Regions from separate parts of the Homo sapiens genome. Here regions 1 and 3 are each linked to region 2. A link is an interaction called in ENCODE POLR2A ChIA-PET data of the cell type or tissue named here. Cell type or tissue: MCF 10A. All regions are shown on one strand. Region 1 has its middle 120 kb from the start of LINC00332. Region 2 has its middle 16 kb from the start of LINC00548. Region 3 overlaps LOC124903162.

Region 1 (4,000 bases), 180 kb after region 2:
CCACCATTTACTCGGCATTTACTGTTGGCCAGCTGCTGTTTTCATGGATCCATTCCTGTTGGTCTCTCAAGAATCCTGTGAGCTAAGCGTCCTATTAACCCCATTTTAGAGATGAGAAAAATGAGGCTGCAGGAGACTGAGCAGCCTGCCCAGGGTCATATCGCTAGTAAGTGACAAGATAGGACTTAAGCCAACTGATCACAAAGCCCTTCTTCTTGACCTTTATGCCCTTGGCCTTATTTTCTCAAATTGCCTTTGCCTTTATAGATGTGTCCTCATGTCACTGAAGAGGGAGAAATGCTCCCCAATACTCTCAAGTACATTGGATACACAGAACCTGTGTCTACACGGAATCATATCATCATTTCTTAACCAGTATAGTGGCTGGACACATGGGGCTCTGGGTTCAAATCTCAGCTCTGCCACTTCCTAGCTGCACGGCTACTGTAGGTTACCTAATTCCCTGTGTTTCAGTTCCCTCATGTGCAAATGAGGAGACTATTTCCTCATGGGGTTGTGGAGAGGACTAACAGAATCAACACACTTAAAGCACTTAGAGTGGTACCTGGAAAAATTGTTCAAAAATTAGTGGCTATTATCCATTTTTATCACTTCCCTTCTGAAAGCAAATAATGCAAAAATAGGAGGTGAGAAGGTGAGGGATGTTTTCTTGGCATGCACCCAAGACACTTCCGGAGGTAGTCCAGGGCATATTTGCAGTGCCAATGATAGAGTTAAGCTGGGTGCCATGGTCAAGAGTAGTAATACTGACTACCAGCCTAGCACCCGTGAGGGTGGGGGAGGCTGTAGGAGATCTGAGCAACTCATAAGCAAAATCCTTCTAGGATCGAGTGAAGAGTTCCTTTAACTTTATCTCCTGTCCTAGGCTCTGCCTCTTTTCACTCAGGAGCACAACCAATGGCAGAGACTGGAGGACTGATACAAGACAAGGGGGCAGTACCCACTCCTCAGGCCACCTTGTTAACAGGCACTGGCTGGGCTGATCCACATTCCCTCAGGCCCACTTCCCCCTGCTAAGGAGGAAGAGGGAAGCTGTGACTCTTTTGTAGACCAACTACGAACACAGATAAGCAGGGGCCTCTTGGCCCAGTACTCGGTGTCCATTGACACAGAATGTCCTTCACCCATATCTCTGAGTTTGCCCACATGCTTCCTTTAGAAGCAGTTGGGTCTAGCAGCCTTTCAGGGAATTATGAAAACTCTAAAAACCCACAGGAATTTTCCCAAGCCCTTACCACACATCCCACACTTGCCTGGGTCATCATGGTGACTCTGTTGCAAAGCCAGGGTGAAGCGTCTTCAACCTGAAGACATGTAGTCCAAGTGAAGACATGTAGTCTGAGTGCTTTGAGTCATACTTACATTGTTAATGATCGTTCTTGGACTTGAATTTTATTTTAGGGCCAGGATCACTTTTTCTAGGTGTCATAAATCCAAGCTAATATGCATATCAGTATGTACCAAATAGTACCAGCTTTGGCATCCAGCTATATGGTACTTTTGATGCTAGGGATGGCAGAGCTCAGCATGGGGGAGCTGTTCTTCTCCATCAGAACCCATGTGAGGGCATGTTACTCTGACGTATGGGATGATGTTCACCATGGTCAGTGTCTGTTGTGATTGTTTACAAAGACTTAGTCCTTGTCCTTTGCTTTCAGATCCCAGTGGAGGGCGCAGCTCATTCTAACAGAAGCCAGCTTTTTTTGGGAAGTTTTGACTGAACTTTAGGGAGTTGTGATTCTGAGAATGGTGTTTTCATACAGTAAAGAGTAACCGGTTTGCTGTCCTAACTAGAAATGGTATTTTTTTTTTCTGTGAGATAGTAGCTCCAAGAAATGGGATGAGACTGAATAGAAAAGCAAAGACCTGGCTTCTCTTCTTTGTTCTACACTTTTGAGCAAGTCCTTTTGCCTCCCAGACTCAGTTTCCCCATTGCTGTGGATATTGACATCAATGATTCCTACAGCCCACCCTGTCTCTTGCAAATGAATTGAATTAGTCTTTAATGCCCCAAATGGTTCAGTGGTAAGCACTGTAAATCTAAGTTAAAATTGCTGGTATTACACAAGGGAAATAAATGTTTCCAGCTCCAGGAAGATCAGCAGCTCACAGCTGTAGCTGGAAATGAGGACATACAGGCTGACAAACTGTAGACACGACCATCTCTTGGGTCTTCCGAAGGGAACCTGGGGAGAAAATGGCAGCCCCATCAGGTAACTGCATCAGTGTACCCTGAAGAGATGCTACCTTGATTTCCACACCAGCTGAGCACCTGAATAATTATATTTGAAGCAGCACAGGGCATAGAACAGATTTACTTAGCATCTGGGGAGCCAATTGCACCCAGGCCTGCCCAAACTGGTCTTTCTCATTGCAGGGTGTGGGAGAACATAGGGCTTTGTGGGTCCCTGGGGACCTGCCAGGCCCAAGGCTGTTGCTCAGCTGTGGGAGGCACGCCAGTTCTCAGGTCTGCTAATGAGTGGTGTGGTGTCTGGCAAGGAACTTGCCTGGAGTGAGTGTGACTAACCATGAATCTTTTCAATAATGCTGACAATTCATTCTCTTTTCTCTCCTTTACCCGCTCTCTTTGCTGGAGCTGGCTGAAATAGGAGCAAATTAGTCTCATTCTGGAAAAGGCAGGGCATGATAAAGGACCCCCTAAAAGGTTTCCAGAGCTCCGTGCCTGAATGTTTTGCAGTCCGTGTAATTATCTGACTTGGGTGAGTCGACAGGGTATTTTTTTTGTTGTTATTTTCTACACTCAATAGCAGGTGGCATCTGAAGAAGTGCCTTGTTACTGTTCCACTGGACTATTGAACAAATTTACATTTGACACCAGCAAAGGTAGTGTCATTATTATTCTATGTGTGTTCCAACCCGAACTGATGACCCTCCATTTCCTGTTCAAAGGCTATGTTTCTTTCAAGGGAAAGATAATGTTTCCACCCCTACATGGAAATGTGGTAGACCTTAAATGCCCTGGACTTCTAACCGGGGGTGGGAGCTGAAGAGGGAATGAACCTTTCCTCTTCTCCCTGCTGCCACCCGTTTTGTTGTTTGATTAAGTGTTCTCTGAGTGTCTAACACCTGAGCTGAACCTTGCATTCTCTCACTGGGAAGGTGTGTACCTGTGTGCTGCTGCGTGTCTCTTGGGAAAGTTGGTCATGCCATCTGTTGGTTAGTGAGTTGGAAGGCTTTCAGGTTCTGCTAATATTGGATCGAAACTTTTAGAAAGGAATAGAAGTTGTCTAATGAATGTGGTGTCATCATCATGGGTTAGACCTCTGAGTATGACTCAAACACACTTTCTTAATAACAGAGGAAAAGCATTTAATATTTGAAATACATGAGCAAGTGAAAGAAAAAGAAATACACGGAGAGTTGGAAAGTTTCAAACAGTTTTAACGTTCCTTATTCTCTAAAATAAACATACTGTCTAGCTCAAACCTGCTTTCCACCTTTTCGTATTTAGGCTTGTTTCTTCTTTCTTTCTTGGCCTTGTGGGACTACTATTAACTTCTAAAGAGGTTCAAAATGGTAACTGGAGGTATCAAAGCTATCTTTTCCAGATTAAAACTTGGGACATGTGTTCCAGCATGTGTCAGAATATTTTCAGGAATGATACGTGAATGTATTTAAAATTAGAGTTTTCTCTGACTATTCTGAACATAGAACTCCTTTCATTTTCTGACTACCTTGTATTCAGAGGCATCATAGATTACAGTTTCATGTAGGAGTTGCAACTGATGGCCCAAGGTCGGATCTCGGTTTTAGTCATGTTTTGTATAATGTACAAAATGTGCTGTTGTGTAATGTACAAAATGTACTGTTTCAAAAACCAGGAAATTTCACATAAACATCTAGATTTCTAACTTCTAAAAATTCTAAAATCTGGCAACACTGACTACAGAGGCCCAGAATGGTAATGCTATTAGAACTAAATGGCTGCTGCCTGTTCACAGGATGCTTTGCCACGTGC
Region 2 (4,000 bases):
TTTTAAATCAAGTTGAGCAATAAATGATGGGGTAAATCATATAAATACTGAAATCAGGAGGAGGTTTGGGGAAGGAATTTTCTAGGCCCAGTTATTTTTTCTTGTGTTACAGCTTGGGATCTGACTTGGGTACCTGGGTTGGGAAACACCCCTCATCTATTCAGTTTTGTCTGGAGGGATGAAGGGTCAAGTTTGCATCTTCAACTCCTCTCTGTTAGACCACAGAGACTGCATGTATTTAGACAGCCCCAAGTGGAAGGAGGATGGAGACCCTCGTTCCAAGCAATGTGATTGGAATTTGAACAGTAAATCATCTTGGAAGTCAAGAAAGGCCAAGTTTTCGTGGACTGTGGAGTCTTAGTCCATGCCTATGTACTGCTGAGTGTCCTACAAGGCCAATCCCCATTCCTCTCTCCAACACATGACGTGCTTCTGGCTTCAGACATTAATGCCATAAACCCTCAGAACTAGTACCAGTGCATCTGTATACTAATATTAATGAGAGGCCACATTATTGAGCATTTGTTATGTGCCTAGCACTCTTCTAAGCATTTTATGGATATTATTTCATTAAAAGCTCACAATACGAGGAGGAAGGTATTATTATTACCCCTCCCCATCCTAAACACCACCCACCCCCATTTTATTAATAAGAACATGAAGTTTTGCAAGGTTCAGTGGTTTGCCGCGTCCCCACAATAGGGTGGCAGAACTAGAATTCTGATCAATCCATCAAGTAATTCTTTCAACAAGCAAGCCCTGGGAGTCTGGTTCCAGCAGCCTCACCTCAACCATTTGTGAAATGGTTTCCCTGGCTGCACATCTACAAAATTACTGTTCTGCTTACCTGGAGTGAAAAAACTTGGCCCAGCAATTGGGATATCTAGGCTCCAGTCCTAGCTCTGCCCCTAGTGATCAGTGTGACCTTAAGTAAAGTACTTGAATTCTTTGGGACAAAATTTTCTCATCTAGGAAAACAGAGAATTGGATGAGAGAGTGCTTTCTCAATCCCTGATATCCATTAGAATCAATGGAGGGGACTTTCACAAATACTTATGCTTCCTCTTCAGAAGTTCCATTCGCATAGTTTGGTGGACGGCCGAGGCATTCGAGCTGTGAAATAGTTTCCAAGGGATTCCAGTGGACAGCCAAGGATGAGGCCCCAGAAGATTGATCACTCTTTAAGGAAGGTCCACACCTTCCACTGTCTTCCTAAGACTTCATCATACAAATCTCTGCATGATGTGCATGTCTGACTCTTGTGACCACCAGAACAAATTTCATGATTTCATGAAGGCTTTTATTCTGGTCACAAAGCTGAGTGGCTCTGTGGTCTGCAGCATTGGGCATTAGGGAGTTCTGATCTGGTAAGAAAAATTTCAGATTTTACATTTGAAAATTATGAATATGGGAAAGAGGATTCATTTTTTTTTTCTGGGTAAAAGAAGCTCCGTCTTGGGTTGATAGGTGCAGCAAACCACCATGGCACACGTATACCTATATAACAAACCTGCACGTTCGGCACATGTATCCCAGAACTTAAAGTAAAATAAAACAAAAAAGAAACTCCATCTCGAGAATGGCTCCTCTGAGGAGACTGAAGCAGCCCTGGTACTTTGTGTGCTGAGAAATAACCTGGAGTTGAGAAATGTACCAGACTCCAGAAGCACCCGCCTCAATTTGGCCAGGAAAGTGCAGTCACTGGATGTCTGAGATATTACGCAGTGACATGAATGTGAGGCACGAGTGCTACATGGAAATTATTTCTTCCTTAGGGTTGGATGTTGAATATTCTCCTGGGCCTCTGGGAACTTGTGCTCCTATGGGGTGCATGTGGCAGCACGTGGAGCCCCACAAAACCCCACTGGATGGAGGTAGCATCACGACCAGTAATCCTTGCCCGAGGGCATTTCAGCAGCATGATTCCTCCTCACAAACTGCTTCAATACATTTTATTTTAAGATGATTTAGTTGTTAAGAATTGAGTGCATGTCTCTCTACGTTGTCCCGATGGAGTTAAGCCTGGGTGGATGCCCTTTGGATCCCCAACTTTTCTCACTTCTGGTTCTGAACTGCTGAACCCAGAGATGTTTGCCTTTCCGTGGCAGGATGACATCAGCGAGGAGGCAGTTCCTCGGCCGAGGGAGCCAAGTCCTCAGACACCATCTCGGAAGCAGGACAAGTACATTTTGTTTCTGCGATTCAACCCAGAGAACTGCTTGGTCCCTGAAGCCTGTGCCAAATGTGTTTGCGCAACCTCAGCGGCGGCTTCCAAAACGTAGTTCAAGAATTTGCCAAGGGTGTCATTTCTTTTGGGAGTGAGGATACATGGATGGCATGACTCGTGCTGGCCAGACATGAGTGAATTGGAGGCTCAAACCTCAGAAAGGGTTAGGGTCCAAAGTGACAATCTTCCTGGCTAGACTAGACATGAGACATTGCTCCAATACTCACCCCAGTGGGGACACACAGCTGTGGAGAACATTGAGATCAAGTTGGCCGGGGCATGGTGCCATCTTGTTTTGGCTAGGGGCATGCTAATGCAGTGGAAAGGAGCAAGAAAAGCTACCAATTTGGCTGCGACTCCTGGACATTTGCTCTGCATTCTTGAATCCTCCTGGTCAAAGAGAATTTCCTTGCAAGTCCTTACACTCCAGGCAATGGTATAAGAACACACACACACACACACACACACACACACACACACACACACCAGAGTTTAAACCTTTTAGGAGATAAAACTCATCTATTGCATGTGTGTCCACATACATGTGCTACCACTAGGAGAAATACAGGACTACAAAAAGTGTGCACATATAAATGACCAACATTTTAAAGGCTAAAATGGTATCTTTCAAAGGCCAATTTTATAATAAACTCTTAAACTTTGTAGTATTTTACAGTTTATAGAACAACTTCACATCTCATCTGATCAGCCTTACAACTTTGTGTATGTATTAGTTTTTTCTCTATTTTAACATCTGAGGAAATTAAAGATCAGAGAGGTTAAGTGACTTGCTCAAGATTGCACAGCAATTAAGTTCCAAAATCAGGGTGAAAAACATGGCTCCTCCCCATCTAACCTCTCTGCCACATTGGCTCTCTAGTCTTGATGTTAGAAAGACTGAAGGCCAATAGGCATGTGACTCATCTATTTATAGGACTAGATGCCAGGACCTGATACCTCGAAGTGTGGTCTGAGGGCCGGCAGCAACATCCGCTTCACCTGGAAGTCATTTAGAAATGCAGAATCTCAGGCCCACCCCAGACCTTCTGATTTTTAATCCGCATGTTTACAGAATCGCCTCTGGTGATTCATGGGTTTAGTCAAGTTTGGGTCACCCTGGAGGAGGGAGCTAGGGTTTCAGTCTCATTTCTGCCACACTCGAGAGCCCCTAAGGGCCAGAACTGCATAATCTGGGGAACTAAGAAAATGATTATGCCAGGATCCCATGCCTGCAGTTCTACCTCTGGAATGGGAGTTGGATTAACTTGCTTAGAAAACTCTCCTGGTGGTTCTCATATGCAGCCAGACTTGAGAACCATGTGAATGGATCATCTCTGAGGTTTCTTCCCATCTTTTCTGAGTCTGTGAGCCTGGTCTTTAGGGAATGGGCCTATATATGCCTCACCCCCATCTAGTGCTTTATTGACATTTCAGCATTGGTAGAGCATTTTGTACTGAACCCAGCCTTTTTCCTTCTGCCCAGAGACTTGACTTTAAAAAGCATCCCTGAGGCCGGGCGCGGTGGCTCACACCTGTAATCCCAGCACTCTGGGAGGTTGAGGTGGGCGGATCACAAGGTCAGGAGATCCAGACTATCCTGGCTAACATGGTGAAACTCCATCTCTACTAAAAATACAAAAAAATTAGCCGGGTATGGTGGTGGGTTCCTGTAGTCCCAGCTACTTGGGAGGCTGAGGCAGGAGAATGGCGTGAACCCGGGAGGTGGAGCTTGCAGTGAGCCACCGCACTCCAGCCTGGGTGACAGAGGGAGAC
Region 3 (4,000 bases), 140 kb after region 2:
TTTGTGAAGTCGCCAAATCAATTCCAATTTATTAACTGAGAACAAGCAGGCAGACAAGTAAACAGAGTCTGAGGTGCAAAGCCAAAAATGCAGGTTAACAAACAGACAATGTGAAAGGCATCTGGACAGGCACGAGAACAAGCCAGGCTGATCGCTCGGCCCCTGCAGACAAAGTGCCACAGAAGGGATTAGAACACACAAGGACTTCAGCCCCACTGAGTCCCTTTCTAGGAAAACCACGTCTTGTAGCCATGCGATAATAGCTCAGCTTGCATGAGACATGGGGGCCAAAAAACCTGGCCCCAGGGAGCCAGAGTGCGGCCACCTGGTCTGCTCTGAGAAGGACTGTGGCCAGAGGAGAGGGCCTGGATGCCTTGCACCAGAAATGAGGGAGAGAGAGAACCAAGGGGATGTGGAAGCCTTCAGATGGGTCTGGGGACATGTGCTGGGTGGGACACCCCCATTCCACACTCAGTGCTAATGCCTTACACCCACTACCTCTGGGCAGCTAAGTGAGGTAGCCCTTCTTATGCCTCTCCTCTCCAGTGAGTGGGTCCTACAACCAGTGCTTGAGAGCACGGCCTCGGGACCAGAGCACCTGCCTTTCCATCCAGTCCCTGCTTCTCATGAGGAAGGTGTCCTTGGGTAAGTCTCATAATCTCTCTGTGCCTCAGTTTCCTCATCCAAGCTATGAAGACCATAATAGTCCTTATTCCATAGAGTGGTAGTGAGGATTTAGTTAGTATATGTAAAACACTTACATGGCCGGGCACAGTGGCTCACGCCTGTAATCCCAGCACTTTGGGAGGCCAAGGCAGCTGGGTTACCTGAGGTCAGGAGTTCGAGACTAGCCTGGCCAACATGGCAAAATCCTGTCTCTACTAAAAATACAAAATTAGCCGAATGTGGTGGCAGGTGCCTATAATCCCACCTACTCGGGAGGCTGAGGCAGGAGAATCACTTGAAACCAGGAGGTAGAGGTTGCAGTGAGCTGAGATCATGCCATTGCACTCCAGCCTGGGCAAAAAGAGCGAAACTCCATCTCAAAATAAATAAATAAATAAATAAATAAATAAATAACAAAACAAAAACCCACTTACAACAGTGCTTGAAAACTAGAAGGCGCTATATTATACAAAGACATGGTCAGACACCAGAGGAGGATGCTATGGGGTTTGGTGTCTGACTGTCAGAGTCCAAATCCAGCCACTGCTATTTTGTTACCATGTGGCCTTTAGCTAGAGACTTAAATCCTCTTGGCTTCAGTTTCTTCATTTATATGGGGAAGATAATAATAGCTGTATCATGGGGTTGTCAAGAGGCTTAAGTGAGTTAATATTATAAAGCACTTCAGATAGCACCTAGCCCCTGAAGAGTAGTTAGTAAAATTATTATTTAACTATATGGCTTCTGTCAAATCTTTCCTGCCAGGGTGACACTACGAAAAGAGATCATCTGTAAAGGAGGTAATAGGGTGGCCTGTGATATCTATGTTCCTGTTACCATGAAGAGATAATATGAAGTTTTGGTGAGAAAATTACCCCTTCTATTGGTCACTTTTAAATATCAGCCAGGACTCATTTATTCATATTATAGCATTTATTTTCGAATGCTACACTTTCTGTCACCAAAGTCTTCATCCAAAACCTCTCTCCAGCTACTTCTGCCACCTGAGTCCATGCCCCCTGACTTTTCCACATCAGTGATCCATCCATGTCACGGTCTTTTGTAACCAGCTCACGGGTTCCTGCCTCCTGCCTGAGTCTGTACGTTAGCCATAATTGCATCACAAGGTTATATGGCTCATAAAACAGAGCAGGATATTGAATGGAAAATTAAACCACAAGTAAGCTGGTTTCATCACACCTTGCAAGGGTGCATTAGTTATTCCATGCAATTTGATTCCAGCTCAAAATTTGCAGTAGGGTTTAGTAAAGGCAGCTGTTCTTTACCTATTACAGTGTTCAAGGGGGTTTTCCTGATTTTCTCAACGTTATGGGAATTCTGTAAGTGTGTTGTCTCTCAGCTCCTCCCCTTATAGAGCTGCTAAAAGTACATAAGGAACATGAACTTTTGAGATTTGCTTAACCCGTGGCCACAGCGCTAGCATAGCTGCTTTTGGAGAAATGGAGAACGTAGAAGTTGATCTGGACGCTCCTGTTTGATCCTCTCTGTGTGGCACTGGATCTAACAGTGGGCTCTGCAGGTCAGGCCTAGGGCTGGAAAGCTGCAGATAGAGAAACAGATCCGTCAGAGGTCATGGGCAAAGGATCTATGGATTTGGTGTTAGGGTGAGAGGAGATATTAAAAGAAGTCTCTTCTTTGAGCCTGGAATTTAAAAAAGATCATCATGATGGGAAGGTTGGGAAGAGTCAAGGGCTTAAAGAGAAGAAAAAAACACCAGTCTCCTGTTAATTGAGCACTGCAGGAGAAAAGTGTAAACCATGCAAAGTACTTACACTCTCCCTGGAGAGAAAAGTCACAACTACACACAAACCTGAACAGCAAACAATTGGTTTTGAGATCGGACCATGAAAAAGAATGCTTTATGACATTATAGAATTAGTTTGCTGTTTAATTACTTTCCGAATGGTTTATGTAGAGAAGAACCATTGGAAGGTCACTTCTGGCCAAGGGTAGGAGGGGAGATAAGGCTGCAGATAAGAAGTGCTGTCTGAGCTGCCTTTGACACATTGGTAGGAATTGCAAAGGTGAGAAAGACAGGCAAAGTGGCGCAAGCAAGAGTATGGAAGCTGGAAGGCCAAAGGGAGGATGAGTGCTCAAAAATCGGGCCACAGGAGGTGAATAGTTGGATCTAAAGCTGAAAAGTTAGAACAACACGCAGGTCCTTTTTAGCTGTTTTGGCAATTTACTTATCCTCTTTCTGACTCAGTTTCCTTGTGTACAAATGAAAATCATGACAGTACTTACCAGATGGGGAATTGTGAGGACCATGTGATACAACGTCTATGAAGAGATGATCATAGTGCCTGGTACATAGTAAACACTCACTGAGTATTTACTCATGATGATGATGATGATGGCAATGATGATGACAACCATCAGTGGTTCACTGTTACCAGAAATGCAGTGGAAGGCAAATGGTGAGCAGTGAAGCTGAGGACACATTGATTTTTTATTCTATCGGCCAATGGGGATTTTTAAAGGGTTCTAAACATGGGAATGACCAGATTTAAAATTCAGATAGTTTGTTTCCTTCGGGGGTCAGTGCAGTGAATGGATTTGGGGAGGGAGGATCAGACTAGAGGCCAGAAGTCCGGTGAGCAATATTACAGTAGTCCAGGTGAGAGGTAATAATGGCCTGCCTAACCCAGGGAAGCAGCCACGGGGATTAAAAGGAAGGGGCGTATTTGAGAACTTTAGGTGGTAAATGTGATAGGAGCTGGTAACGGAGAAGAAAGAACTGAGGACATCCCCAGGGTTTCTAAGCTAGGTGACTAGATGAACAGTGACTCATCTACTGATATAGGAGACATGTCAAAGAAGCATATACAGGAAAGACACAGGTAAAGATTAATCAGTAACACTGAGTTTGGCAGGGTAGGTGGCTCATGCCTATACTCCCAGCACTTTGGGAGGCCGAGGTAAGTGGATCGCCTAAGGTTGGGAGTTTGAGACCAGCCTGGCCAACATGGTGACACCCCATATCTACCAAAAAATACAAAAAGTAGCTGGGTGTGGTGGCACCCACCTGTAGTCTCAACTACTGGGGAGGCTGAGGCAGGAGAATCACTTGAACCTGGGAGGCAGAGGTTGCAGTGAGCCAAGATCCCACCACTGCACTCCAGCCTGGGTGACAGAGTGAGACCCTGTCTCAAAAACAAAACAAAACAAAACAAAAAACCGAGTTTGAGGAATCTGTAGGTAGCCAGGTGGACCTCTGTATATATGATACTGAAACTTGGAAGAAGATCCCAGCTAGAAACACAGACTTGGGTGTTGCCAGCACATTGATGATTATGGGACCATGAGAGTGAAT

What was found. Peaks named below come from ENCODE experiments on the same cell type or tissue, not always from the same donor. Only the 100,000 strongest peaks of a DNase experiment are listed, where the experiment ranks them.
Region 1: POLR2A ChIA-PET joins it to region 2 with 5 read pairs; 1 of 35 experiments calls an interaction of 5 or more read pairs at or near these places.
Region 3: POLR2A ChIA-PET joins it to region 2 with 6 read pairs; 1 of 35 experiments calls an interaction of 5 or more read pairs at or near these places.

Annotation. Positions count from the first base shown.
Region 1 is chr13:40,058,939-40,062,938 of GRCh38, reverse strand. No RefSeq gene overlaps it. Among named protein-coding and RNA genes, the nearest start is that of LINC00332, 120 kb to the left of the region's middle. RefSeq lists enhancers at 2,301-2,430, 3,677-3,866. In MCF 10A, no CTCF peak of the experiment used is centred here; DNase peaks (open chromatin) are centred at 1,278, 2,448, 3,188 and 3,948.
Region 2 is chr13:40,234,621-40,238,620 of GRCh38, reverse strand. No RefSeq gene overlaps it. Among named protein-coding and RNA genes, the nearest start is that of LINC00548, 16 kb to the right of the region's middle. In MCF 10A, no CTCF peak of the experiment used is centred here; DNase peaks (open chromatin) are centred at 1,700, 2,220 and 3,240.
Region 3 is chr13:40,092,064-40,096,063 of GRCh38, reverse strand. All of the region lies in intron 4 of LOC124903162, which reads left to right. Among named protein-coding and RNA genes, the nearest start is that of LINC00332, 88 kb to the left of the region's middle. In MCF 10A, no CTCF peak of the experiment used is centred here; a DNase peak (open chromatin) is centred at 1,843.